Linked DNA regions of Homo sapiens: region 2 is linked to region 1. A link is a loop called in an ENCODE intact Hi-C map of the cell type or tissue named here. Cell type or tissue: HCT116. All regions are shown on one strand. Links, peaks and the distances in the headings refer to the core of each region. The heading gives the core; the rest is flanking DNA. Region 1 holds the start of SLC6A12 (solute carrier family 6 member 12). Region 2 overlaps IQSEC3 (IQ motif and Sec7 domain ArfGEF 3).

Evidence for each region. Peaks named below come from ENCODE experiments on the same cell type or tissue, not always from the same donor. Only the 100,000 strongest peaks of a DNase experiment are listed, where the experiment ranks them.
Region 2: it touches region 1 in a loop (9-fold over the local background); 3 of 110 quality-filtered maps call a loop at or near these places.

What each region holds. Positions count from the first base shown.
Region 1 is chr12:210,733-223,232 of GRCh38, reverse strand. SLC6A12 (solute carrier family 6 member 12) reads left to right here and starts at 9,076. Exons shown (of 16, transcript NM_001122848.3): 1 at 9,076-9,311; 2 at 11,123-11,207. SLC6A13 (solute carrier family 6 member 13) reads left to right here. Exons shown (of 15, transcript NM_016615.5): 12 at 1-101; 13 at 601-701; 14 at 1,687-1,857; 15 at 2,163-2,611. The coding sequence ends at 2,285. RefSeq lists enhancers at 1,529-2,484, 9,195-9,966, 10,678-10,727, 10,739-11,511. In HCT116, for the core only: no CTCF peak of the experiment used is centred there; no DNase peak of the experiment used is centred there.
Region 2 is chr12:154,724-171,724 of GRCh38, reverse strand. It overlaps IQSEC3 (IQ motif and Sec7 domain ArfGEF 3), which reads right to left. Exons shown (of 14, transcript NM_001170738.2): 6 at 14,578-14,700; 7 at 14,031-14,197; 8 at 9,660-9,799; 9 at 8,106-8,231; 10 at 6,192-6,291; 11 at 5,835-5,996; 12 at 2,620-2,712; 13 at 564-613. It overlaps IQSEC3-AS1 (IQSEC3 antisense RNA 1), which reads left to right. Exons shown (of 3, transcript NR_183431.1): 2 at 4,018-6,413; 3 at 6,968-7,105. Among named protein-coding and RNA genes, the nearest start is that of IQSEC3-AS3, 14 kb to the right of the region's middle. RefSeq lists a silencer at 2,914-3,387. In HCT116, for the core only: no CTCF peak of the experiment used is centred there; no DNase peak of the experiment used is centred there; H3K27me3 peaks cover 371 bases.

The DNA of each region.
Region 1 (12,500 bases), core at 4,501-12,500:
CGGAATGTACGTGTTCCAGCTCTTTGACTACTATGCGGCCAGTGGCATGTGCCTCCTGTTCGTGGCCATCTTCGAGTCCCTCTGTGTGGCTTGGGTTTACGGTGAGTGACTCCTCCCCTAGGTCCCAGCATCCTCCTCTTGTCTAAGGGTCTTGGGGTCCTTAGACACGAAACAGACATCTACTGCTCGCACTTAACTTTTCCTGGGGCGCCTCCCTACCCAACCTCCAAAATCTTGCAAATCCTAAATTGCTACCTTTGGAAGGCCCTCCAGAAGCTGCCTTGCCCACAGTCTTGGTTATAGCTGTACCTAGACCACCTCAGGTGGGCCAGTATCCTGCCCTGTCCAAATGTTTTCAGCTTTTGACAACCTCGATAATCAGGAAGTGACTGCCTGTACCCAAGCCAAGTCCTGCTTGCTGCTGTTTATGCCTATGAATGCCAGGGAAGAGCTTTTTCCCAGCAACGACTTGAACAGACAGCTGTGATGTCATCTCTTTATGGGTCCCTGCCCATTCTGGTCTGTTTGTGGCCCCATCCTGATGTCCTGGGTGCCAAAGAATGACTTTCTCCTCCTTCCTTCTTCTTTTCTCCATGGTAGGAGCCAAGCGCTTCTACGACAACATCGAAGACATGATTGGGTACAGGCCATGGCCTCTTATCAAATACTGTTGGCTCTTCCTCACACCAGCTGTGTGCACAGTAAGATCATTTCAGGGATAAAGTCAGATGAAGGGAGGGAGAGACGGTGGCTAGCAGGGGTAGAGAAGCCGTTAGCCCTGCAATGGACTTCTCCCTAGGAACTGAAAATCATCTTAGATTTTCACTCATCCTCCTTTTGGATTCTAGAAAACTACAGCAAGATAGATTCTTCCTTTCCATTTCACAGAAGGATAAACTGAGGTCCAGAGCTGTCAGACGGTTTGACCAACACCACAGTGTGAGTCTAACGTCACAGGCCAGGACTGAAACCCGGGTGCCTTGGGCTGCTCATAAAAATGCTAATAACCACAGCAATCCTAATAGCAGCCGGTATAGAGCCCTGACTTTGTGCTGGGCACAAGGTGCTTTAACTCGTATTAAGTCATTTAATCCTCACAAGAGTCCCATAAAGGAAGTGCTGTTGTTACACTGGTGTTACAGATGAAACTGAGGTTGAAGAGGTTGTTAAGCCACTGGCCCAAGCTAGAAAGTTGCAGAGAACTGGGATTCAAACCCTGGCTCCAGAATGTGAGCCTGAAACCACAACGCGCAGCTTCCTTTGGCCTTGTCTCTTTGTGTCAGCTGTTCCCGAGCTCCCCACTGTGTGCCAGATATAACTGAGGAGCAGAGGGAGAAGGAGGCATGGCCTGTACCCTTGAGGTACTCATACCCCAAACTCACGGTGCAGGAGAGGTAGTAAATACCTCACAGCACGCAGTGGCCACATGATCACATCCTACCTGGGAGTCAGCTGCACGTAGAGGTGCCCAGGGGCACAGGGGCCCTGGAGTGACAGAGTACACTGCTGGAGGGTGTGGGTTTTGGGCAGAGTGTGGATGGAGAAGATTGGAGGCTGATTGGTCCAGAAGAGCTAGAGGGAATCCAGGCTTGGAGGGTGATTTCTGCCAGGCTGCTGGGGAGCGGGGGAGCTGAGGGCACAAGGCCCCCGCCCCCCAACCCCTTTCTCTTCTGCTCTCCCCCTCAGGCCACCTTTCTCTTCTCCCTGATAAAGTACACTCCGCTGACCTACAACAAGAAGTACACGTACCCGTGGTGGGGCGATGCCCTGGGCTGGCTCCTGGCTCTGTCCTCCATGGTCTGCATTCCTGCCTGGAGCCTCTACAGACTCGGAACCCTCAAGGGCCCCTTCAGAGAGGTAGGGCCTTTGCGGGCAGGAAAGCAGCCAGAGGGGCTGGGAGGCTTCGCAGGTGCCGACAGGTGGGCTGCCAGCCAGGGCGCACACCGTTGTGTGGAGGTGCCAGTGGGCCCAGCCTGGGTGTCAGGGAGCGATAGAGTGGCTGCTGAGAAGTCTCGGGAAGACACAGGGGGACTCCCAGACAGGGGCTGTGATGACAGGAGGGCAGGTTTGTGTGTGGGGAGGCAGCAGATGTTGGTGATGAGGGAAGCTGGCAGACCTGCCCCCGCTCCACCACCTGACAGCCACCTCTGCTATCCCCGCAGAGAATCCGTCAGCTCATGTGCCCAGCCGAGGACCTGCCCCAGCGGAACCCAGCAGGACCCTCGGCTCCCGCCACCCCCAGGACCTCACTGCTCAGACTCACAGAGCTAGAGTCTCACTGCTAGGGGGCAGGCCCTTGGATGGTGCCTGTGTGCCTGGCCTTGGGGATGGCTGTGGAGGGAACGTGGCAGAAGCAGCCCCATGTGCTTCCCTGCCCCCGACCTGGAGTGGATAAGACAAGAGGGGTATTTTGGAGTCCACCTGCTGAGCTGGAGGCCTCCCACTGCAACTTTTCAGCTCAGGGGTTGTTGAACAGATGTGAAAGGCCAGTGCCAAGAGTGTCCCTCTGAGACCCTTGGGAAGCTGGGTGGGGGCTGGTAGGTGGGGCGAGACTTGCTGGCTTCGGGCCCTCTCATCCTTCATTCCATTAAATCCACATTCTTCCCGCTGACTGCTAGCGGTTCTGTCTGATTTCTGCCCCCTGCCTGGCTGCCTTCACCCTTCCCCATGTTACTGTTGTGGTTTAGGACCCTGCCCCTCCCCATCCTAGCCTCCCCCATTGAGTTCTCACTGGGGCCCACTCAGCACGGTGATGGGGGCGGGTGGTGGGGCCAGGCTGAGAGCCTCCATCATCAGGCATGTGGACCAGAGGAGGCTGCCCAGCCTCTCTCCACATGTCCTCAGCTTCCTTCCTCCGCCTTTGTGCTGTGGAATAAGAAAGGAAATTGAGGGACGCATGAAGGAGACCCGAGTCCTAGCCAAAGGAGAGGGAAAGGCTGGTGGCAGTTTCCTCCTGCCCACTTTCCCTGCTGTGTCCTCGCCTACCCCCAGCGGCCAAAACTGCCTGTGTGCCCACCGAGGCTGGGCACGGGGGACGTGGGGGAGGGCCGGCTGTGACCACGCCCCAGTGCAGCAGGTTGGGGGGCCTTGGCAGAGGAGGGCACTGCCCAGCTCAGCCAGCAGAGGGACGCCACTTCCTTGGGACCGCCTCGCTCTTCTGAGGATAGGAGACACCGGATGCCGGGGCACCGCCAGATGTGGCCACGAGGGGGTGGTACTGCTATGGCCACAGCTCTACTGTCAGGGCCTGAGCTGCAGGGAGGAAGTCCACCCCCACTCGGGGTCAGTGGGCATGGGGGGGGGTGCCCAGAGGGTGCCACAGGTGTGTCTCTGCAGCCTTGCCTCTGCGTATGGGCATGGAGCCGGGCCCCACATATTTCTGGCTGTAGCTTTGTGTGTGGTTTTGGAAGTGGCTGAACACACAGCTACATCTCTCCCTGCCTATGCGCAGGCTCGGGGGCCTGCCCGTGTGCCCACCTTTGTTCAGATGGGTCTTCTGGTGCTGCCCTTGGTGTGTCCTGTGACTCTTAGGGCTGCAGTCTAAGGGTGCACAGGCTTCCCTGGGTGATCTTAGTTTTTCACATGTCCACTAGTGGAAAAAAATGCACTGAAATATTTGCTTGTCTTCAGTTTTTGACTTTTTGTCGTTGGAAGAGTTGGTGAAGATTAACGACAGCAGTCCTGCTGTATGTCAGCCTTGGCTGCCCCTTCCTGGAGAATGCTGCTCGGGCATTCCCCGAGGGTGCTGGGCTCAATCTCAGTCTTACCGGGGGAGAAATACATCTGCTGGAGAGGCAGGCCCGAACTCGAGATGCTGCAAGCCAGCAGCTCCATCCACCGGACACTGTTGACAGAACACCTCCCGCGTGGTGCCGTGCTGTGCTCGTGACATGCCAGGAGTAAAAACAGATACAATTTCTTAAACAGTGAGTGACAGATACCATGACAGAAAAGAGCAAAGAGCTGTGGAAAATAATAAGTGGGGTAGGGCAGGACCTCATGGTGCAGGTTGGGTTCTAAGGTTATAATACCTGTCTCCATCCGTATGACCAAAGTTGCCGGAACTGCCGGCCTCAGCGGGAATGTGGGACCCAGATGTGATCTGAGTCGCATCGAGGAGCTTCCTGATGGTGGAACACGGTGTGAGAGTCACCTATTGGTGTAAGAACCCGGAGGTGTGCTTCCAGAACTTGCTGCGTGTCTGTGCAGTCACTTGGAATTCAGGTTCTTTGCTTCGCAGTTGCAGAAAACGCCACGCACTCCTTCTCCAAGCAGGGCTTGTCGTAGGGCTCAAAGGAGGTAATGGGTGTGAGGGTCCTTTCCGTCACTTGGTGACACGTGGTGTGAGGTCATCAAACTGGAGGGAGGTGGCTGAGGGGGTGAGGCTCTAACAGCGCAGGTGGGACTGGCAGGCAGAGAGATGAGAATGCTGCTGGCTTGGGTCGGGGTCAGGGTTGAGGGAAGGAAGGAAGGAGTACCTCGGCCTTAGCCAGAGGGGCTGAAGCGACGGGGGTGGGGGTGGGGATGGGGGGGTGTAGGGCAGCCGAGTCAGTGACCTGCTTCCCTAGCCTGGAGGGGTGGGCGCTATATCTTAGAGTTCCCAGAGAAGAAGACCCAAAAGGAAGGGAGCCCTCTCTTGTCTGGAGGCCACACCTGTTAGAGAGGAAAGGCAAGCAGTGAGAGCCTGGGGGCAAGTTGAACAGGGAGAGCAGAAGCAGAGGTGGCGGGAGAGTTACAGACTATGCCCAGGGCTGCGGGAAAGCAGCTTGTTAGGCACTGAGCCCACCAGGCTGCGCGGGGCCTCAGACCTTGCCCACATGAACACCCAGGTCTCAGATCCACACACAGGCATGCAGGCACCAGCCCCTCCTTATCCTCAGAGACATGTGCACATGTGCACAAACTCAGAGACGCCACAGCCAGCTGAGCATTCTCCTGTAGAGGGGCTTGCAGGCCTGGCTTGGATCCTGGCCCTTTGACTTACTAACTGTGTGACCTTAGGCAAGCTAACCTCTCTGATCCTTAGTTTTCTCTTCCATAAAACAGGAATACTGCTACTTACATCAGTGTTGTTAGAGTCCAGCAGATGCTATAGGGACAGCTGCCCTGGGGACACATTCAGTCAAACCCATCCTATTTCCCATAGCTGCAGCCCCACCACATCGGACTGTCAGCATCACAGAAAAGTTCAGGAAGAGTTTAGAGATATCCTTGCTGTCCCCAGTCTCAGACTAGGTTGCACTGGGCTCCAGGAAGGAGGCTACACATTTATTGAGCTAAGCATTTTTTTTTTTTTTGAGACGGAGTCTCGCTCTGTCGCCCGGGCTGGAGTGCAGCGGCACCATCTCAGCTCACTGCAAGCTCCGCCTCCCGGGTTCACGCCATTCTCCTGCCTCAGCCTCCCGAGTAGCTGGGACTACAGGTGCCCACCAACACGCCCAGCTGATTTTTTCTATTTTTTAGTAGAGATGGGGTTTCACCGTGTTAGCCAGGATGGTCTCGATCTCCTGACCTTGTGATCTGCCCGCCTCGGCCTCCCAAAGTGCTGGGATTACAGGCGTGAGCCACCGCGTCCGGCCGAGCTAAGCATTTTCACTAGAAGGCAAGGAAGACGTAGTCCTAAAATAATCCTGGTCCTGTGGCCTGAGGGTGCTACTCCACACTCTTCACCAAGTGACAACACAGAGCAGTACTGTCCAAGATAAGCAGGACCTGAGTCATCTGAGCCCTCTGATTCTGGGGAAACAATGTCCTCCCAGAAAAGGGAAAACTGTAATCATTTTTCCCCCTTCAAGTTCCATTCATCCACTCGTTCATCCATCCATCCGTCCATCCTCCATCCATCCATCCATCCATCCGTCTGTCCATCCATCCATCCGTCTGTCCATCCATCCATCCATCCATCCATCCATCCATCCATCCATCCGTCCATCCATCTGTCCATCCATCCGTCTGTCCATCCATCCATCCATCCATCCATCCATCCATCCATCTGTCCATCCATCCATCCATCCATCCATCCTCCATCCAATGAACACTGAGTGCCTATTCTGAGGCAGAATTGTATTAAATGCTAGAGGCAGAAATAAAGAATTATGAAATGAGACCCCTGACATATAGATATTCATGGTCAGGGGAACAGTATGCTTCAGTGGAACAAGCATAGATTTTTGGAGCCAAGAGGCCCAGGTTCAAATCCCAGCACCATCACTTACTTGTGTGTGGCCTTAGGACAAATCACTTAGCTTCTATTTATTCACCCCAGTTTCCCGTCTGTAAAATGGGGCTAATAATTTTTACATTTCAAAGTTCTTAAGGGGATGAAATGAAGTAACATGTAAAACTCCTCGTCCGAGTTAGATGCTCAGGAAATAAGTCCTATTCCAGGCCCTCTGAAAGTATGGATGAGATTAGAAGATGAGGGTGGTGAGAACATTCTGTGGTGGCCAGTGGTTCCTACTGCAGCAAAGGTGATAGATTCATTCAGCTACCTGTCGTCTTCACCCTGCACACTCCTCAGTGTGGAAACAGCCCAGTCTCAGCTAGGCTTTCCAGGATGCCTACCTTTTGCAAAGATGAGAGTCTCTGGCCTCCAGGAGTTTACTAACCAGTCTGAATACCAAGTGGGTCTTGGAGGCTAGGAGAACTTGAGTGAGGAAGGGCTCAACATTAGAGAGTCTCTGGCCTCCAGGGGTTTACTAACCAGTCTGAACACCAAGTGGGTCTTGGAGGCTAGGAGAACTTGAGTGAGGAAGGGCTCAACATTAGAGAGTCTCTGGCCTCCAGAAGTTTACTAACTGGTCTGAATACCAAGTGGGTCTTGGAGGCTAGGAGAACTTGAGTGAGGAAGGGCTCAACATTAGAGAGTCTCTGGCCTCCAGGGGTTTACTAACCGGTCTGAACACCAAGTGGGTCTTGGAGGCTAGGAGAACTTGAGTGAGGAAGGGCTCAACATTAGAGAGTCTCTGGCCTCCAGAAGTTTACTAACCAGTCTGAATACCAAGTGGGTCTTGGAGGCTAGGAGAACTTGAGTGAGGAAGGGCTCAACATTAGAGAGTCTCTGGCCTCCAGAAGTTTACTAACTGGTCTGAATACCAAGTGGGTCTTGGAGGCTAGGAGAACTTGAGTGAGGAAGGGCTCAACATTAGAGAGTCTCTGGCCTCCAGAAGTTTACTAACTGGTCTGAATACCAAGTGGGTCTTGGAGGCTAGGAAAACTTGAGTGAGGAAGGGCTCAACATTAAGATGGTGGGACTAAGGCCAGAGGCAGTCAGATAAAAACAGGGAGGGACCAGGTAGCTCTTTTGGGGGAAAGTCAAACTGTACCCCCTGGGCCAGGTCAACCAGGCAGCTGTTCTCTGACAAGGTGAAGGAGAGGTGACAGGACTGCTGGGCTGTTGCTGTTCATCCTCACAGAAAGCATGTCACACTGTATGTGCTAAATATAATTTTTGAGGGAACCAACAAGGAAATTCACCATCTTGGCTTGTCTGATCCTCTCCCCTCTTTCTCCTTTTTATGGAGAGGCTGGTGTTTTGTTCTGGAGTAGCTGTAGCTAGGTGATCACATGGACTTTGATGTCCCCTCTGCAATAACTCTGTGGTCAATCCATGGTGGACCTGACATGCAGGGACAGGCCACACCTGAGCACCGGGGTAGCTCAAGTATGGATTCTGGCTGGGCCATGTCCTACTGTGCCACAGCTGACCCCCAGCCCGGCTTCTGCTTTCATAGAGGCAATGGGTCTGAGAGCTGAGACCTGCTCTGCCTTCCTCTTCATGTGGAACCCCACAGGAGAGGCTGAGAGGGGCCCGAGAGACATATCGTGGGGGTGCTTGATGGAAAACTACAGACTGAGAGTCTCACTTCACACCCCACCCCTGCTGGGAAGTTCTAAAATACACAGAGGAAGCACATGTAAAAGGAAATTTCCCTTTCTCCCTGCAACTTCCTCTCCCTTCATACCACCTAGAGCTGAAGAAGCACCTCCTTTGTCTTGAAGGAGGCACCAGCTATTCTGAATGAAGGGCGGTGGGACAGTGCTGTACCCCACACCAGGTGGGCGTGCTCAGGGACAGTGACCAGGACGCTGTTCTGGAGGAGCTCACTGGGCACACGGCATAGGGCACATGTATTCAAAAAATACCCTTCCCCATTGATAGCTGGCAGGCCACTCCAGACAAATTCTAGCTAGGTGCCTGGTGCTATGCAGTGACCAGAGGTGCCTGGGACCAGACACCCCACCATCCCAGCCTCTGCTTCCAGAGGACACACAACAAACACCCACACCTCCCCTTAAGCACCTATGATATCCCTGCACCCTCACAGCAACCCCGCAAAGTAGATATTGTGTTGTTACCTACCTTTGACAGACTGGGAAACCAAGGCTGACCCTTGCCTAGCTGTCGTGACTGATACATGATAGAGGAGGAGAAGAAACTCAGGTCTGTCTGGTCCCAATCCTGGGTCCTCTCTACATTGCTTCTTGAGGTACGCTCTGGGTGCTTTCTCTAGGAAAATCCCAAGGAGAAGGGTTGTGAAGGTCCAGGGCCTTGCCTAGAAGCCACAGAGGGCAGGTACTTGGTGGAAAACTCCAGCGTGTGATTCACCCTCCTCCCTTGCCCTCGTCAGTGAGGTCACCTCCCCTCCCAAGGTTCTCAGTTTATAGCCTGGAGTCTCTGGTAAGAGAGGGCTGTCCCCTGTGCTGCACATACCCGTCTCCTCATCCCTGGGAAGGAGATGGTTCTGGAGGGGGATAGGGGAAAAGGGGGAAGGGGGAAGGGCAAGGAGGAGGAGGAGGGGAGATGAGGTCAGGGTGTGAGTCTCTGAGCCCCTTCCCCTGCCCAAGGGAGCAGCAGCTCAGCCCAGCTCTGGAGGGGCCATCATGGGACTGTGCCCACGGGGAGGGCACCGGTCTGGAGACAGTGGGTTCACAGTGGGAGTGGGATGGGGGTGGGAGCGCTGGGGACAGAGGACTTGACTTCCTGAGGTTGGATGTTGTAATCTCGGTTCACAAACTTTTGGCCTCAGTCCCTCCTGCTGCTCCTGGTATTTCTCTGTCCTTTCACTCCCCAACACACACAGCCCCCGCCCCAACACATACACACACGGCTTCTTTCTGTCTGGGAGTCCCTGGACAAGTCACATGGGATTCTGCGCTGGGAGGAACAGGGTAAGGCGTGAACGTGGAGGGCAGTTTCCCTTTCAGGTCCCGGCTCTCTTGGCTTTCCCATAAGCAGCTGCCTTGGGACTCTCCTGGAGACCTGATGCCCACAGCCAAGCTGACCACAGGAGCCGGTGCTGGGGACTGAGGTGAGCGGGAAGTGGAGGGGCTGGCTCTGTCTTTGCAGTCTCCAACTGCTGCTCAGAGGGGCTGGAGGGATAGAGCCCTGGGAAGCGAGACTCTGTGGAACTGCGTGTCTGCAGCGGGGGGCAGGACCTGCAATAACCTCAGGCCAAAGGGCAAGTCTGATGCCCACGACTCTCAGGACAAGGGGTGCCCCCTAGCTCCGCCCCATCCAGCGTGGGAGCAGCTCAGTGATTAGCCTGTGGAGCAGGAAAGTCCAGCGATGGGCAGCTGGTCACGGCAGTGGGTGAAAGCAGGGGTGGTCATCTGACGAGGGGAGGGGAAGCAGGTGGTGCCCAGCAAGGTGGAAGGAGAAGTGGACAGGAGAAACCTCGGGGCATTCCCGAGGGCCCAGGAACTGCAATAAATGATCACAGGTGAGGGGTTCCTGCCCGCTGCCTGCCGGCTGAGCGTGACGAGCTGGGTGCCAGGCGCCTCCCAGGAGGAAGCTGTCTTGGCTTTGGGCGGTGGATGCTATGGGTGTGCTTGTACCCGAGGGGGGCACTCAGGGGAGTTGCAGGCAGCCACCAGCTGAGACCGGCACTCACGGGGTGTGAAGGACTACAGAGAGAGCCAGGTTTTGGTGCCATGCACACAGGTATGTGTGTGCGAAGGGACGTGACGGGAAATGGCACCAGTGTGTGTATGGGAATGGGTGTTGGTATGTGGGTGTGGACTGAAGCAGGGGCTGGGTGTCCCATCCCCCCGTGTGCAGGGTCTGAGCTATTCCTATGCTGGACTGGGGAGCAAAGGGGACAGAGCTGGGATCCCAGCAGCACATGGGCAGCAGCATTTCTGGTCTCGTCTGCACCTCTGCTAGCCCCAGCTGGGCCTCTGGCGACATGCCCAGCTCCTGAAAACAGACTTAACTTTGGACTTTCTAGTCTCTTGAAGATTTGCTCTCTGGGCAGCACCAAGCCCGGTGTGGAAATTGGTGTGTTTGCTTCTGGAGGGCACTGAAGTATGATGAGGCCCATCCCCCACCCCTCACCCCCCTGTCCCGGCTTAGCAAAGCAGGTGGGCGGCCTTGGAGGAGACTCGAGGGGCTGGAGAGGCGGCCAGCCGAAGCTGGAGGTGGAAGGGCACAGCGGGGGTGGGGTGTGTAGTCCTTTGCCTTTTAAAAGTAGCCCAGAAAGGAGAACTCAGTACAGCTTGTTTTGGTGTCTAACATCCTCTGGGCCATTTCTTCCCTGAGTCTAACTTAAATCCCTCTTGCTGCAGTTTAAGCGTGTTCCCTCTTGAGTTACCACGGCTCGGGGCCAGCTGTCCTTTTCACTTGCTCTTGCTTTCATTCTGCCGTTCTGGATTTTCATTCTGAACCACAAGTTACGCTCCTCCCGATTACTTTTTTATTTTCATTTTTATTTTTAAAAAATCATGTTGCGTCAGTGTCGGTTCACCAGCTCATGTTCTCTTTTTGCACTTCCCCTATTTCTGATGAAACCCAAATCCTGGGCCCAAACTGGATTCTGTGATTCGCTTCCCTGCCCCTGCGCCCCTCCGGCTTTCCCTTCATTTACTCCTTCCCCCAGCAAGCCTCCACTCTCCCAGCCCTTGAGACCACCTTGGTCCTGCCACAGCTGCCTGTGGTCTGGAAACAGTAAGGCTCATTTCTGACCACCGCCCTAAGGGCCCTTGTGCTTGGGGCTCGCCCTGGGATTAGCAACGCTATGGCCCGCGAGTAGAGGCGGTCAGTTCTCCGTCTCTTTATTGAGTCTTGTTTTTATCCCCTCACCCTCCGAAAACCCCTTTGAGCAGTGGTCTTTCTCTCTTCCAGGGAAACTTAGAGTTCAGAGAGGGGGTGTGATTTGCCTGAGGTCACACAGCAAGTTAGAGACCCAGCTCCACGACTCATTGTCTTGGTAAGTGTATTCTAGCATTGAGAACAGTGTCCCCCAGGCGCTGCAGGTGCCAGGCACTGTTCCTTAATCTCTTGGAGCTTCACTTCCTCACACATAAAGTGGAGCTAATAGTGACACCTAACTTCAGAGATTCTTAGGAGGATGCACTTCAATAATACGTAGAAAGAGTGCCTGTCTTTAACATACTGCTGACTCAGATGTCAACCTGTTGTTATTATCATTAACAGCTAGATCTGGATTAGAACTTGGGTTTCCTATCTGGTGCATTTTCATGCGTGTTTTCAAGCTCGCTCACTAGTTTGTTAATTTATTTGGTGATGATTCCAGGGTCATTTCTCAGGGTGCCTCATTCCTAATTCTGTAGCAACATCCACATTTGGGTTCAGATGTTACCAACTTCTCCCCTGGGGCCCAACTCCCCATTTTTTCATCCCCAGGCTCCAGTGCTCAAGGCCCCCATGGGTCTGATCACATACTCTGAACCCAGAGGCTCTCTTTCCTCCCTCTTTTCCCCTGCCTTCTCCCTCATAACAGAGACTCAAGGCCTCTGATTCCCACTGGGTGGCTATCCTCATCCTCCCTCCTGGGCTGAGCTTACAGTGGAAGGCTCTGAGTAGGTCCCAATACCAGAATTTCACTCTGACATGCTTTCCCATTCCTGGGATAACCTGCACCCTCCAAGTCACCTTCAAAAATTTCCATTACCTCAAATGGCTCCTGCCCACGCCTTTCTAACTGACTTGGGCTTGGGCTGTTGCCTGGGTTAAAAGGACCAGTAAATAAACACAGACTCTTCCTTAATAAAAAGAATCCCTGTTTCTCTAGAGCCTTGGAGGAGCGTGGGGCACTTGGTAGACCTGGTCGCTTTGATTCCCTCAATACCCCTCAGAGGTGAGGGGCTGCGGGATGGGTGCTCCCCTCTACAGCCTGGGGCACCTCCTCTTGGCAATTCCTGGGAATAAAGGCAGAGGTGGCCTCAGGGCGATTGTTTGTGTGTATGAGAGGGAGGAGAAGGCAAACATAGATTGGAGATACACCCTGACAGAAGCGGATTTGTCTCCTGGCAGTTGACAAGCAGGCCAAGGGACAGAGAGTAGAACTAAGAATGCCCCACGTCACTTTTCTGGAGGTCTAGGGAGCTTTGGGCTCTCTAGGAGGGCAGGGAGAAGGGAAGGGCAGTGACCTGCTGAGAGGGGCAGCCACTGCTGGGCCTCCCTTTTGAGGAGCCCGTCATTTGGTCACCTTGGGGGTCATCCGGAGGTGACTGCCAGCCAGGTGAGAACTGGTCTGGTG
Region 2 (17,001 bases), core at 5,386-13,385, 52 kb after region 1:
AGTTGTTCCGGGGAGGAGTTCCCCCTCCCACCTGCCCCCAAGTCTCAATTCTCCAACCTAGCCCCAGGTGTCCAAGAGGGCAGGGTCTGCCCCAGAAGTGATCGTTTGGGGCCTAAGGGGTAATTCTCCGAGGGAGCCCAGGCTCCCCGCTATGGATGGTGGGAGGACTTGGGGAACGGGATGTGGGGTCTTCTGATACAGCAAGTACTGGGGGAGCAGTGAGCAGTGAGCATTTGCTGGGGAGGTGGATTTGGGGGCACACAGGAAGGATGGCCCTAGGGTGCCGTGAGCTCCGTCTCCACTGTGTTAGTCTGGGAGCTCGGCCTCGGAGGGCAGCAGGCTGGGGAAAGGGGAGAAAGAGCTCGTGGCTTAATTAGGCGCTGGAACAGTGGCATTACCCATGCTAGCAGTAACTTTTAATTGTATCTCTTGAAATTGGTAAAATGGTGAGTCGGGCTGGGGAGGCATTGATTAATACCTGAGAAGAGAAACAACAGAGACGGTGAGAAGAAGAACAAGGGGGCAGGGTAGTCACTCACCTGGGCAACCAGGGCTCCACTTACCTCCACCGTGCTCTCCGCCGGCCTCTCCCTGAGCGCGGCTTCCCTTTTGGCTTTGAATGCAAAGAGCACAGGGCTCATTCTCCACCGGCTGAGCCAAGCCCCTGCCCCTCCCCTGTGCCCCTCAAGCATCTCTGCAGCTAAGACTTGGGGTCACACTGCTCCTCACTGAGGCGGAGGTTGGGAGCCCCACTCTGCCACTTAGGAGCTATGTGACCTGGGCGAGATGCTACATCTCTCTGGGCTGCCGCAGACTAGAAGATCGCTGCCGCTCTTTCTGATGTTGGCATTGTGGAATCTGATTTACCCACAGTCAAAGCCTTCCCAGTACGAACTGTAAAAGGCTTGGAGGGGGCCTGGGTTGTGGGCGCCACGTTCATCAGCCTCCGTGGATCACAGGCTCCTTGAGCGTGGGCCACGCTTCTTTGCTCCAGCCCTGCAGACTGGCTGAGGGGGCAGGACTGAATGGGCTGAGGCCTGCACAGCACTCACCGCAGTGCCGGGCACGGTGAGAGCCGATAACTGCTCTGTAATTACTCTGAGGGCCTTCTGGCCGGCCTGGCACAGCAGCAGGGGCCCTGCGGACCCCCACGGACAGCTCATTGGCTCTTTGTGGCTGAGTCACTCCCAGCTTCCACCCCGACCCCCGCAGGAGCCCCTCTCATTTCCCAACCCCTGGGGGTGCCAGCTTCCCCCTGCTGTGCTCAGCCCTCTGCTTCCTGCAGCAGGAGAGGGAGCTGCACCATTGTTTGGGAATGAGAAAGACCCCGCTGTGGAGGGGACTAAGGGACACGTCCCTGGGGACAGGCATCTGGGCCTAACCAGGGCGGGCAGCTTCCAAAAGAGAGGCAGGAAGGAATGGCAGGGAATGACACACAGCTGAGGGCTGGCTCTGGGGTTCCACAGCTGAGAAAACAAAAGCAGCAACCCGTGCCCTATGACCTTATAGAAATGAAGAGGCCAGTGGAGATCAGGCAGCGTGGAGAATTACGGACGCACGATGGCAGGTCAAACCCATACAGGAAAGATTCCATCACAGAATCTCCACATAGCGAAAAGAGCCCCATGTCCTGCTTGGAAAGTGAATCTCATGTCCTCGCTGCCGTAACTAGTCCCCACGCTGCTGCCTGTTCCAAGTCAGGACTCAGGGCCGACTGTGGCGGGTCATGGACCACACGGGGCCCACTGGAGCTTCTCAGCTCAAGCTGGCGTCTCACTATGACCCTGGCTTTCCAGTGTTCTGCACAGGGCAGCAGCCATTCGAGAAGTGTTTGTTGAGTGTGAGAGTAAGTGACCGAGTTAACTAATGGGTGGACAGTTGTGAATGGCTTGCTGGGATTTCACTGGGATGAGACTGAATTCTCATGCATCTCCCCTCATGCTCTTTATTTGGGGCTGGTGGAGGGAGGTGGTGGAAACCTTTCCTGGCCCCCTGCAGGTGGGGTAAGGTTGGGGCAGGCCAAAGGAGGGGCCAGCTCTGGAGCCAGTGTGACTCGGCTGGAGTGAGCAATTCCACTGGAGAAACCACTAGAGAAGTGGAGTTTGAGGGTCTCTCTGGATTTGGGGTGGGCTGACCTGAGCCAGGGGTCAGGAAGTGCTTGTGGCTCATTAGAGAAGGGACTGTACAGAGAAGAGCAAGATCCAGATCCTTCTGGTCACCCTGCCCTCTTACACTGCCTGGTTGGAGAGTGTTCCTCGTGGGGCTTCTCTTGACCTCGCCTCGTCCAGACAGCCTGGCTGCAGGAGGGAAGGCCTCCCTGCAGGGGCCAGGATGCCAGGACTCTTGCCTGACTCCTCCAGGGCAGACAGTGACATCTCACACGGACTCCAGACCTCTGGTGCAGTTTGCAAAATGGACAGACACATTTCTCTCTCGCCTTCCTCCTCACTCCCACCACTAAAGCTCATGAGATTAAAGAAGGCAAGCCTGGCGCTCCTCAGCAGGAAGAAACACGCCACGGGAATGGGCACCTCTCCCTGCAGATTGCCCAGGACCCACACCCAGGGTCCCCGAGTGGCCTCCATGGGGACTGGTGCCCTGAGCGGAGCCGAGGCTCACCTGTCGGCGATCCTTGCTTTGACTGTGGGTCCCCCTGGGCTCCGCAGGGCTTGAAGGAGAGTGTCTTTGTTCCCTGCTGCTTCTCCAGCTCCCCTAAGGAATGCAGAGGCCCGTGAGCAAGAGAAACCTTAACCTCAACCACACAGAGGCGAGGCAGGAAATGAGGGGCCAGCAGAAAGGGGAGGAAGAGGAGGAGAGGTCCCAGTACATGCTGTGAAACACGGACCTCGGGTCTGGCCCCACCACTGAATAGCAAGTTAAATACCCCCTCGGAGCCGCAGTTTCGTCATCTGTACATGGGGATGATCCTATCTGCTTGAACGTCAGAGAGGCACAGAAGAGGCCGATGTGAGGGAGGTGAACTGCCTGGGTTTGGGTCCTGGTCCTGACACTCCCTGGCTGTGTGGTTTTAGGCAAGTTACCCAACCTCTCCATGCCTCACTCGAGAGGACAGCCAGGCCCACTTCACGGTGTCATTAAGAGGACTGCGTGGGAGATACACATAAAGCACAAGGCCTGGCTAGTGACCTGTACTCCTTAAGTATTAAGGTTTGTGCGAAAGTAATGGCAAAAACCGCAATTACTTTAGCACCAACCTGTATCAGTTTTGTTACATTGTGTGAAACGCACTTGGCACAGCAGAGCCTGCTGACAGGGGTGACACCCACCTCTCCACCCGGCGCCTGGGAGGACGGAGCCTGCCTGGGAGGACAGAGCCTGCCTGGCCAGCTGAGCCTCCGCAAGGTGTTCAAATCTCTCCCAAGGAGGAAAGTCCACACCGAGGGTGTGGAAGCTACAAGCCTGCAGTGCTAGGACATCTGTCTAGGTACTCAACTTTAATTCCTCTCACTGGATTGGAAACCTGTTCCTTCTTGTTCTTCTCTCAGTGGAGCTACAGAACTGCCGGCTGCCATCCTTGGAGATTTGACATGATTATTAAATCACTCCTCCCGCTTCTCTTTTCCAGGAGACATAACTCAAGTTCCTTTTATTAAAGCTACTCTCCTGGGCTCCATTTTCAGTCTCTCTGGTTGTCTAGAAACCAGGGACACTGAACCGTAGGCCCCCAAACCAGAACAATTTGTCCTGGTTGCCTAAATCACACCATCCCATCGATCAATGCTAAATATTTCTACTCAACTGAGAGTTGTTTCTCTCCCCACAGAGGGGCTCTCTTGGCTTTGGAGAAATTAGCCTGATAATTACAAGTGAGGAGTCCTGGGCCATTGGATGCAAACCTTGTTTTGTCACTGACTGTGAACTTGGACAACTTCCCTAAGTGCTTTTAGCCTGTTTCCTTACTTGTAAAATGATGCCCACTGTGGAAAGCTGTTGTGAGGATTAGTCCTCAATAAATGGTAGCTGATACTGTTTTCCATTTTCTTTTCTTTTTTGTAGAGACGAGGACTCGCTGTGTTGGCTGTTCTTGAGCTTCTGGGCTCAAGCAATCCTCCCTCCTGAGCTTCCCAGAGTGCTAGGATTACAGGTGTGAGCCACTGAGCCCAGCCCATTTTCTTTTTTTTTTTTTTCCTGGCTTCCTTTCCTCCCTGTCTCCCTGGCCTACCCTTCCTCTTCCCTCAGCTGTTCCTTCCCTTTCTCTCCAGTGAAGACTAAGGGCCAAGCATGAGCCTTTCTTCCTGCTCTTTTACCCTTGAGGCAGCAGGAGAGGATATTCACCTCCTGACATGACAGATTCTGACGCTATCTGCTCCTCTGTGACTTTGGGAAGCGGGGTATGTGCTGCTCCTGGGCTGATGGGGGAAAGTGCCTCTCCCAGCAATGCTGGTGCCACTTGGTGTGCTACGGCCCCCCAGGGCAGTGCGGAGCCATCTGGGACAGTTAGACAATGAGAGACGTGAAGCCATTTCAAGGTGCTTCCTTGAAAATGCTCCAGAAAAACAGCAGAGGCGGCCTCTCTGGGGATCCGGTCCAGCCCTTGAAAAGAATCTGTTTGTTTCACCACTGAACTCAAATAAGCCAACAGATTGAAGGAAGGGAGTTTCCACGCGCCCCTCCCCACCAAGCAGTTACCTGAGTTCCAGAGTCCAGTCCGATGGATCCCATTTTACCCTGGTTTAAATTGTTTCCTTAGAAAAAAATAAACAGAACCTCTTCTCTCACTCTCCAGTGGAAAGTATAGAATCAAACGTAAATGAAAATGACAGTTTCTAACATGCGCGACCTGGACACGCGGCTGAACTCCGAGCCTCAGCTGCAGAGTGGGGTCAATGCACCTACCTTGCAGCGTCACTGTGAGGATCCACACAACAGAAATAAACTGCTTAGTGTGTAGTAGGAGCCTCAAAAATGATGATTCAAAAGCACCAGCCTGTCACATTCATCCCCTGCTCAAAAACTCTCCCTGCCTTTCCTAGCGCCTAATGGACAGATATTAGTTCAGAAACACTTTATAACTAAGTGGCCATAGAGGCAGGCCTGAAGCCTATTTTCATTTTCTGTTTCAGTTTCTGAATCTGTTCTTATTTAGTCTTCCCTTAAAGGCTATCTGGCGCCTCCGTGATGCTTAATCAGGACAAGCTTGCAGATGGGTACAGGTTGCAGGCCCTTGCCTCTCTTCCCTTAACCCCACAGCAGCCAGTAAACCACCTGGACACAGAAAGAGACCCACATATTCTCTAAAATGCCTGAATGGAACAATCTAGAATCTAAGCATTCCTTATAGGAACAGAGACTACTGTAAGATGCGGGATAGTAAGAAGGCAGCCTAGACTCTTCAAAAGGACAATGTTTTAAAAAAAATGAAGTGGAGGGATGATTCAAGATTAAAAGAGAGTGAAGAAATGAGGCCAACCAGATGCAGTGTACAGACTTGGGCCACAGTGGGGGAGGTGACAGCAGACGGTTTGGTGGGAAGGAACGCACCAGAGCCCCATGGGCCTGCCTGGCCAGCTCGCTTGGTCATCCTGGTAAAACAGCAGAGCTCTCTGTTCCAAGAGGCCCACGCGCAGCCCCACATGCCTGCTGATCTGTGTACACACGTGTGTGCACTCTAGCAAGCCTCACTTTAATTGTGAAGAAACATGGGAACCGGTGCTCCCACCCGGGCTGTGGGAGTGTGGTGCGGTGGGGCCTGGACACGGGGAGGGTCCGAAGTGGGGCCAGCTCCCTGGAGTCAGGCATGTCTGTCTCAAGCTGCCCCTGTCCCTTGCTGAATGGGAACCCCCACCAGCTGCCTCGGGAGCCCGTGTCCTTACACTCTATTCGGATCTGCTCCAGCTCCGTCACCTCAGCAATGGACTCCTTCAGGTCCTCCACGAACTTCTGCATCTCGTCCGAGCCCAGGGCACAGAAATGCAGCACCTGCTTCTTCTCGGAGCCCGAGAGCGGGGTCACCAGTGTGATGCCATGAGAGTAATCTGGAAAGCAGACCCCAGGCCCCCAGTGGGCTGTGAGCAGCAGCAGCCGAGGGCCAGAGCCAGCCAGACATGAGGAGGGCACGGGGTCTCATGCCTCCACCCACTCTGCTGTCCAGCCCTTCTCCCTCAACTCGCCCCAGCCATTTCATCCATTCATTCCTTCTCAAAGACTTACACTGGCTGTCAAAGACTTACACTCGTTCTCAAAGAGCTGGAACTGCATGCCCAGCAGGCCAACTGACTTGCAAAAGGTGTACGTGGAGGAGCTCTTCTTCTTCGGGCAAAGTTTGAGAATCTGTTCAGGAGAGGGAAACAGGCATGCCCTGATGAACAGACACTCACGGACACATGGATGCACAAACACCCGGGGGATGCACGATCACACAAACCCACGCAGTGATGAATGTGCACATACAGGTACAGATATACATATATGTGCACACACTATCCCAAAATGTGCTTCTTCACTGCACAAAACCCTACAGTGGTTATTCCCTCTGTACTTAGAAGCCAAGCCACGGCGCCTGAGCTGGCCTGTAAAACCCACCTGATGTGGTCCTTGCCTTACTCTGGCCTTCTGCCCAAGTGTCCTCCCTGCTGTAGCTTGAGAAGGGCAAGCTCAGTTCCACTGTGGGCCCCTCGCATACACTGTTCCCACTCCACAGCTCTCCCGGCAGCTTTTTGCACGGCTGCATTACTCTCATTACTTAAGTCTCAAATGCTACCTCCTTAGAGATGCCTTCCTGGATCACCTCCTCTAAAAAACAAACCAAAGCAAGCCCAAACCTGGCCCTTAACTCCAGTCACTCTCTGTACTATCACCTGGTTTGTGGCCTTCATAGTGCCTTCCCCCAATCTGATATTATCTTGTTTGTCTGTTTCTTAATTATTTTCTATCTCCCTCCCCTACTAAAATGAAAGCTCGTTTTAGTAAAGTCATCTGGTTGCTTAATAAACAAATTTCTATTCAGCAGCTTCTGTGAGCTGAGCCCTGGAGATACAGGAGAACTCAGGACAGAGCCCCTGCCCTTAAGGTGCTTATGGAATGTGGAGTGTCACAGTGTCCATCAGGTGATCAAACAATAAAGCATAACAGCAAAAAAACAAAACCAAAGTGCTACGTGTTTTGAAGAAAATGAAACAGGGTAAGGAATCAAAAGTGATTTGAGACTTGAATGAAAAGGAGGAGGCCAGGAAGGCAAGAGGAGAGTGCAAGGTCTGGAGGAGCTTTGCAAGAAGGAGCAGCAAGTACAAAGGCCTGGCCCACAGGAGGGAGGCGCCTCCCAGGGCTGAGGAGAGGGCGGGGAGGCAGGTTAGGGAAAGGGGACACGTGGCCTGATGTGCACTCCAGAGAGATCACGCTGCTGCTCTCAGGGGGGTGGGGAGAGCCGTGTGGAGGCTGATGTGGTTCACTGAATGTACCAGGCGTGCACTAAGACTGTAGTAGTGGAGGTGGTGAGAGGTGGTTCAGGCTTGTGATCACTTTGGAGGCAGTGCCAACGTGGCTCATGGATAGAGAGGGCCGGTGCGAGGGAGACACAAGCCCTGCTCCAGTCCTGCTCACCAGTTTTCCAGACCTACAATGATGCCTGGCACATGGTCAACGCTGATCAAATATTTGTTGAATGGATACTTCTTTTCAAAGAGCAAAAAAAGTATCTGTGGGTACAGATGTGTGTATGTGTGTGCACGCACACACACACACCAGCCTCGCCTAGGCCCAGGGACAGAGCATGCTCCGCCTAGGCCCTGCTCCTCCCAGGCCCTGGGGTCTGAGGCACAGCCCTGTGCACTCCCTGTCCTGGGCTTCCTGTAACGTGGAGAGGCCAGTGGTCTGGGAACTAGTTCGTTAACAGTTTGTGCAACCACGAGCAGATCATCTGACGTCTCGGTGTCATGACTTATGAGGTAGGAATTAGCATGTCTGCCTGAGCCCCCTCACGCCCACGGTGTGAAAGCACCATGAAGGCAGATCCGTCCCACGGAACAGGCATTCTGTCTGAAAGCTCTGGGCGTCCTTTCCTGCCCACTTCAGGGACCCTGCCCAGGCTGACCAGGGCGGCAGAGGCAGCCCCAGCCCAGCCCAGTCCCGGAGCGGAGGCCACTCACCACCAGCAGGTCATTGAAGAGGAACACCTCCCTCTGATGCGCTGCCTGCTTCTGCAGCTTGTTCACATCCGTCACCTCGAAGAGCCGGCTGCAGCACACCAGGCGGCGGTGGGGCACGGACAGCACCTGCACGCGGGCAGGGCGCTCAGCGGGAGAGACCAGAGGCCTGGAGGCCTCCCCACCCACGCGCCCATTTTCCAGAAGAGGAGACAGCCCGGGAGAGGGGAGGGGCCCGGTTCTGTGGAGGGAGGAGAGGGGAGGGGTCCGGTTCTGTGGAGGGAGGAGAGGGGAGGGGTCCGGTTCTGTGGAGGGAGGGGAGGGGAGGGGTCCGGTTCTGTGGAGGGAGGGGAGGGGAGGGGTCCGGTTCTGTGGAGGGAGGGGAGGGGAGGGGTCCGGTTCTGTGGAGGGGGAGGGGAGGGCTCCGGTTCTGTGGAGGGAGGAGAGGGGAGGGGTTCGGTTTTGTGGAGAGGGAGGGGAGGGGCTCCGGTTCTGTCCTGGGGCCTGGACTTGACTCTCATCCTTCTCTCTCCTCGTCTGAGGCTCTTTCCCTCGCACGTTCACCCCCTGTCCCAGGGCTCATCCCTGTCATGCTTCTTGGGGAGCACGGCCAGAGAAGGGGCCCACTGAGCCACAGTAAATGAGGGGATAGAGGGACAGGAATAGGAAATTGAGAAGAGCTTGCAGGCTGTTCCAGTCCAGCCACTGTCAACCTGCTTCCCTCCGTAACCTTGAGGGCATCCCCTGCCCCAGGCTGCGGCCTGCAGATATGACACCTCCACCCTTTCTATACTGCAGAGATGCAGGTGTGCGAGAGCGAAGGGATCACAGAGACACCTGGCATCTACTCCAGCGTGTAAGACAAACCAGTCGCTTGCAACCCGACAGATGCTGAGACCTCAGCAATAAAGGCTCTCAAAGCAGAAAAGCCTGTCCCTGCACAGACTGGGAGGAGGGAGCCCAGTGCAGGGCCTCAGAAGAGATCTCCAAACTCTCCCACACCGTCCCCTGAGGCAAGAATATGAGGAGGAGGAACTGGAACCCCCATGACATCCTTTATAGTATAAAGTGTAGTAGCCTACAGAGAAGTCCCACTTTAAAAATCATGGCAGGCTTGGAACATGCTGCCTGGGACACAGGTCACTACCAATAGGACAAATCTATGGTGATGCCACAGCCTGGAGCCTATTGAGCCCATTTCCTGCCTTCCACTCATCAGGACCATCCAGGAATGCCTGGTAGTCATGCTGTCCTAGGAAAGGGATACTAAATCTCATCTGGCCACCCAGATGCTTCCACCCTAGACCACTGGGCAGTCCTTCCTGACATCTCATCTCCGTCTCTCCTGCTGCAGTATCGGGTGGCAAGAGGCAATGAGGAAATCAGGCAAGAAAAAAAAAAAGAGATGCAGTGTCTGGCACACAGTAGGTACTTCATAACTATCATGTGAATGAATATGAAAAAAGAGTTTTGGAAAGGTAAGAAGGAGAATGGGAAGAGATGCCAGGAAGAAAGAAAGGAAAGGAGACGGGAGATAGGTAGCTTGTGGACACTCACTGTCTTCATGCCCACAATGGACTTCTCCACCTTGGTGACGTACGTGACGTGGTCCTCATTGGACTTGAGCTCCTTCTGCTGTATCCTCTCATAGATGCCTACCACCAGCTCCCTGGGGATGTCAGCGCCATCGTCCACACCTAACAACGTGGAGTGGGCAGGGGTGGTGGTGGGGTTGGGAGGGAGGGTGTCAGAGCCCTGGAGCCAGACAGAAGAGACCCCCATCCAGCCTGGAGCTCCCGGGGGGTGGCCTTGGTTCTTGCCATGCCTTCAATGGCTGGTGCCTCATACCCATTCAATTAAGAACAAGTTCCTTAGCCAGGCACCAAAACTAATGATATGGCCCCAACACACATCTCCTGCCTCACCTCCTGATGTTCCCCAACCAGAGTCTTCACGCCCACCTCCCAGGCCTCTTTCCTGATGGCAGATACAGCCTCCATGTTCCTGCTAACCCTGTGCGCCTCTGCAGTTCTGTCGTCTTCCTTGTGTTCGTCTCACCCCCCAGCTCCACCCCACCACTCCAGCATCATAAGGAGCTTCTGTTTCGTTCTCTTTTGGATCTTCCTCCTGCTGGGCTCTCCTCTCCCCTCCAGTAGGGAGCATGGCATTGAGGGCTTAGTCTTTGAAGAGATTCCTCCCTCACTGGGAGCAGTGGGGGAGCAGGCAGACCCCTGGCAATGCAGGCGAGGACACCCCTGTCCCACCTCCTGCTTCATAGTAATGATAAAACTCGGGCAACAAAAAAACACTGGCAGGAAATATGCCAACAAGAAAACACGTTTCTTTTGGAGAAACAGGCGATTAAAATATCTTCTTTCTACTATTTCCAAATCTTTCTTTAATGACTATACGCTTCTTTTATAAGAGGGAAAAATTAAAAATAAAACAACTTTGGCAAGCATCTCTCAAAGGAGTGTTCCCAGCTACTGAAAGGACACCCCGCCTTCCACACGCAGCTCCCGGCCTGCTCTGGTCTCTTCCACGTCTGATCTTGGTTCTCGAAGTCAGGCAAATGAGCCATGCAGCAGCCAAGGAGGCTGAAAGAAATCAGGCGGCGGGTGAGAAAAACCAAGGAGAAAGGCTGAGTGTATGGATGCCCCCAGTTCAAGGTGGCAGGCTGCATGCCTCTGCTGCTTCTGAATACTCGGGAGAAAGGAATCTTTTAGAAAAGCATACACCCACAAAGACAGAGAACAGGGGCACAGGCACCCCAGGACCTGGCAAGTGGATAAATAAGTGGATGGATTTAGCAAACCTGAGAAAGCTGAACCCAGACCAGCAGAGAGGTTAGAAGCCACTCAAACACCACACAGCCACCAAAGGGCTTAGAGCTGGTGGTAACAGCAGCCCCTAAAAGCGAAGGTGAAGGTGGGCTGGGAATTGGAAAACAGGTTGAAAACGGGTTAGAAAGCTGCTGGGCTTCCCTATCCCCTCCTCACTCCAGCAGAAGACTGGGGGTCCATTCTCTGGAACTCTGAGATGAGGGACCCCACACCCAGCCAAGCCGGGACTCTGCTGAATACTGGGGGATGAAGTTGATAACCTATATATTAACCCTCAACTCCACTTCCCACTTAAAGATCTCAGAACTCTGGCAGCCAGAATCATACATTCTGGGCAACAGATTGAACATTTATCTTCTGGGTATCAGGCAGAACAAGAAAAAAATATCTCCAGATACTGCAGTAGGGTCTCCCGGTGAAATGCCTTAAGTAAATCACCCTACAAGAAAGCTCACCAGCCAGCAGCCTCCACCTGTGTTCACAGAGTCATTCATCCGCTTTCTGGTGGCTCACTCTTAAATATGAATGAACAACCAGATTTCATCAACTGCATTTGGAAAGTCTATACCAGGAAAGAGAAAGAAATATGGGGGAAAAAAAAAACAGAAAAAAGGACTCCAGAAGAAATAGAGGCAAACAGAGAGAAAAACAAACAAACAAACCAATATTAACATCTTCACCGAGATGGGAGAAGATATTGCATCTACAAAGCAAGAATAAAATGCTATAAAAGAGGAACATTGAGAGGACAAAAGAGAGCTATTGAGAATGAAAAATATGACAGCAGGAATGAAAAACTTGGTAGGAGACACAAAAGACGGCACTGAGGGACACTTTCCAGAAAGTCAAGGAAGTAAACAAAGATGGCAGGTAGAAAACTATAAAAGTTACGAGGATCAGACTAGGAGATCCACCAACAGAATAGCAGGAGTTCAAGAAAGAGAGTCCAGAGAAATTGGAGGGCAGAAATGATCAAATACAACATTTAAGAAAACTTCCCATGACCGGAGGACATGAGTTTCTAGATGGAAAGGACCAGTCCAGCCCTGGGCATGATGGATGGAAGAAGAACTGTAGCAAGATGCATCATCGTGAACATCCAGAACACGAAGGCAGACAGAAGACCCTGCAAGCTTTCAGAGAGAGAGAAAGAGTAACAGACAAAAGGCCAGCAGCTGGGATGGCAGAGCAGCACTGGCAGCTAAAGGACAATGCAGCAGCAATGCCTTTGAAATCCTGATTGGCGTGTTTTGAGGCTGGAATTCTATCCCCAGCCAAACTCCCAACCAAGGGCAAAGACAGAAAAAGATACATTCAGAAATGCAAGTTCTCAAAAATGGCCTTTTCTCTGAAAGTAAACTAAAAATGAGGAAGCTCTGACATGCAGGAACCAGGAATCTGTCATGAGAGCAAGGGAAGGAGGGCCCAGGATGCAGGCTGTGCCCTGGCCCAGCCACTGTCCAGACTGGAGCAGGACCAGAGGCTCCCGGAAGATGACTCTCCCGCACCACCTCCCAGGTCTGGACATATGGAGAGGAGCTTGATACGTAGGGTGGGAAGTGGGGGCTGAATCAGGGGAGGTCCTCAGAGAGTTAAGCAAATGGAAAGAGAAGCATTAACTCCAAGGAAAGTATAGATGAAGGGAGTTGCAATCATTCTGCACTTGCAGACTCAGCTTTGGAGTGTGTGTGCAGAGCCCTAATAACATGAGCACTGACGTGAGTGGGATGGGTCAGGGAAGGTGGATGAAAGAGGGCTAAATCCTTACATTCTATAATGGGGAATTAATAGATCATGCTTAAAATAAAAATAATTAACAAGGGCCAGGCGTGGTGGCTCATGCCTGTAATCCCAGCACTTTGGGAGGCTGAGGCAGGCGGATCACCTGAGGTTGGGAGTTCAAAACCAGTCTGTTCAACATGGTGAAACCTCATCTGTTCTAAAAATATAAAAATTAGCTGGGTGTGGTGGTGCACACCTGTAATCCCGGCTACTTGGGAGGCTGAGCCATAAGAATTACTTGAACCTGGGAGGTGGAGGTTGCAGTGAGCTGAGACTGCACCACTGCACTCCAGCCTGGGCAACAGAAATAATAATTAACAAGGAGCAGTGTATAAAAGAGACCAGATACCAAAGTATAAATACTGTATAGCTCTATTTAGATGAAGTTCAAGGACTGGCAGGACTCGTCAAATGGTGATAAAAGGCAGAATAGTTGTTACTCTTGGGCGAAGGCATTGACTGGGACGGGACAGGAGAGAACATTCTGGGCAGGTGAAAATGATCCAGATCAGGATCCAGGTGTGATGACACAGTGCACGTGACCGTACACATTCATCAAACTTCAGGCTTACACACTCACAGTCTGGACTTTATGCCAGTTAAAAAAAGAGATAGAAAAAAGCGAAGCAGAAGCCTGCGGTTTATCGATACAGAAGAAACGCAAATAGCTAAAAAAGTCAAAAGTGGTTGCCTCTGGAGAAGGTGAGTGGTGAGAGGGGCAGCGACTAATTTTTTTCTATGATAAGCCTTGTAGGATTATTTGACTTTATTAAATTATGTGGATGTATAACTTTGATTCTTTTAACGGGTAAAAAAAAAAAAACAATTGCGCACACATCACACTCTGCCAGTCCTGGTTTGCTCCCTGCCAGGCAGTGCGCTGCATCGATGAGAGAAGGACTTGCCAGCTGGTGCCATACAGTTATCTGCAAGGCTGACTTAAATGGACCCAGGGCCCTGCTCCTGGCTCCTTCCTTGTAAGTTGTGGAGGGGAAGGGCTGGCACCACTTGAGCCGCCAGCTCTGGTGTCAGGGGCCTAGAGGCCAACCATGTTCCACGGAGGGCAAGAGGCACTGCCCAAGGGCGCTTGCTGTTTGGTAGAGCGGTGGCGGTGGCAGGCTGCATGCCGGAAACTCCCCAGCCGCCTGGCTCACAAGGAATGTTCCCAGCTTGCTATGGGTGACCAGGCCCAGACAGCAGGTGACCATCTGTGATAGGGGCTCAGACTCACAGAATGCACGGTGCACAGAATGGGGCCTGAGCCGTGGCCTTGCCCCTCCTGCCCCAGTGCCCACCTCCTCACCTCGAAGGTTTCGGATGAAGTCCTCCAGCATCATCTTCCGGTCAGGCTTGATGTTGGGGCTGTACATGTCGGTGTTGAGGAGGATGATGGCGAAGGCGAGGATGAAGATGGTGTCGGGGTTGTGGAACTGCTGAACCACTTCGGGGTTGCACATGCAGTAGCGCTGGCTGTGGGGGGGTCAGATGCAGAGCGGACGCTGAGCCCCCGCCCACCCTCCCCCGGGCCCAACAAAGGAAGGGGGTGTCCAGGGGGTATCCCAGCTCTCCGAAGGCTTTAGGTCCAGGGAGACCAGTGTCTGTCCCATACTCTGGTCTTTTTCCCCACACCCCCAAATGCCCCACATTTCCAGCCTGGGGAGCTCGAGGGGTCGGTCCCTTTTCTTCCCTTCCCTTGTTTCTCCCCAGCCATCCTCCTGCCCACACCAGAAGGGGTGTTTCTGGCCCAATGTCCAACCCTCCTGATAGCATCTCCTGTCTCCCAGGCTCACAGCGGCCCGGCTTCCCCACGCTGGGGTCTGTTGGGGAGTGGAGCTGGGAAGCGGCCTTACCTGAAGGCCTCAATGAGCCGCTCCACCTTCTGAGCCTCCCCCTGCACACGGATGTGTGCCTGGAACTTGCGCAGGGCCTCGTCCAGCTCCATGCTGGAGAAGTCCATCTCGTCCACCACGCAGCTGAGGGCAGGCAGGGAGGGTGTGAGGTCAGGTGGCACCCTAAGCACCCTCCAACACCCATTCTCGCTGGCCTCTGTTCCCAGCCAGGACAGGTGCAGGGCCCCTCAGGCTACTCACCCCCGGGGGTCGCCCTTTAATGCCCCAAGAGGACCATCTCCTCCCACCTGCCACAGTAGCCCTTTCGGAACCCAAACCCTGAGGCCAGGAGAGGCTTTGGTGGCCCAGGACACAGGGGTGGAGGGAGGCTGAACTCGGATCTTCCAACTCCAAATCCCAGTTCCTTCCTTCTTAACCTCAGAGTACCCCAAGCAAAGCTTTCAGCATAAATAATACAGTAAACATATTGATTCTTCTGTTCTTTCAGAGACCCGCTAGGAGCCTGTGTTTCTCCCAGGTTTAAATTTCACTTTCTCATTTAGGTCTTGAGGGGGCTGAGTCCTCCGTTGGATCCCTTCTGCTGTAGGCTGAACAGTTAGGAGCAGAGCCCCTCAAGCCCCTGGGGCTTTCTGCAGCCCAGCTCCCCCCAGCTGCCCCAGCTCCCCACAGCTGCCCCAGCTCCCCCCAGCTGCCCCAGCCCTCAGGGGAGGCTGTGATGGGAGGCACAGCCTAAGAGTAAATGACAAATGTGCCTAACGTGAGGGGACAGCGTGACACGCAGGGTCAGATTCTGGTCTGGGCCCTCCTGCGAACTTGGTGTGACTCTGGCTTGCCCACTCACTCCTGGGGCCTCTGTGTGACCTTCTGAAAAGGGAGGAGGCTGGAGTCCCTGCTCCCCAAGGGCCTTGCTACCTCTGAAATGCTGCCTCCAACCCTGGGGGGTTTGCCTGTGAACATCCCGAGCTTCAGTGTGTGTGGGTGGGGGTGTGGGGTCACATGCCAGTTCCCCCCAGCTAAGCAGGCGCCTTCCTCTGGTCTAGCCCGATCCAGGGGACTCTGCACTGCAGGGTCTGAGGCCGAACCCTCCCAGTCCCCTCACCCTGCCTCACCCTCCTTTGGGGTGCCCTGTCCCCAGGGCCATGTGCAGCAAGGCAGGAGTCCAGGCCTGGAAAAGCAGGGGACCCAATGTCCCCTGGGCATTGCTTTCCCTTTGGGAGACGCAGACCAAGCGCGTTAGATTGGGCTCTTGGAGCTGACGTTTGCCCACTCTACACCCACTCACCCTAGTCTCCTCCCACTGGCTATGGCACAGCCCCTGCACTGCCCCTGACACTGCCCACTGCCGGCAAGCAGTCCCACTCTGCTCCCATGGTCCCCTGGCCTGCCTGCCCACCACATCGAGAGCACAGAAAACGCCTGCTGAGTGGCCCTGTGATGGTGACATGAGCTCTGAGGTGGACCCACTTCCTCCATGACCTCAGCTTCCATTCGTGCCCACTGCCTAGAAGACTTGGAGACCCCCAACTCTGCCGTCAGTTTTTAGGAGAAAACAAGGGGAGACGCCACAGTGGAGGTGGTCAGGGCCTGGTGGTCCATGGACTCCGCCTCCCACAGGTTTCTGGGGAGAACAAGGAGAAAAGTGCATCACCGAAGACTCTTAGAAAGGGAGGGGGCGCCGAGAGGGAGCTGGGAGTCTCTCCTCCTCTTTCCTTTTCGCCTCTCTCCCGTAGGCAGGGCCCATGGCCATCTTCAGGCTATGAGTTGTCCTTGGCTTGGTCAAAGCCCACTCCTCTCAGGCTTGCTGGCCGGGACAGTGGGCAGGTGAGGGTGGGGCTGGGGTGGAGGCCAGCATCTTGCCCAAGCATGAGAATCGGCAGCACCAGGATCAGGGCATTTGAGGTTGAGCTGACGGCTGGGGAACAGGGGCCTCCAGAGCCAGCCAGGCGAGAGGCTGCTCTGATTTCCCGGTGGCCCTCCTCACCTCCACCCTGCACCCTTTGCAGCCCTACGTGAGTGCCAAAGGCCCTATGCGGCCACATCCGTGTGTTCCTGTAGCCCAGCCCATCAGGAGTCAGCAACTGGGCACAACAGAGCCACACAGTGACACTGTCCAGGGCTGGTGACCAAGAGGCTGTGGTCCGATGAGTACAGAGAGAGCCTGGAGGAGGTGAACCAGCATGGTCACGCAGCAAGGGGGTCAGAGCGTGTGGGCCAGAGAGATGGGGCGGGGCAGCGAAGGACAAGGAAAGTCTAATTCGACAGAGAGCAAGGAGAGAAAGGGAGGGACAGGCAAGGAGGAAAAGGCAGGAGAGAGATCGCAAAAAGGGAGCAAGACCGGAGACTGAGATAAAGAACAAGCAAAAAACAGAGACAGGGAGGAAGGCGGAAAGACAGAGAGGCACGAGGAGAGGAAGGGACAGGAGG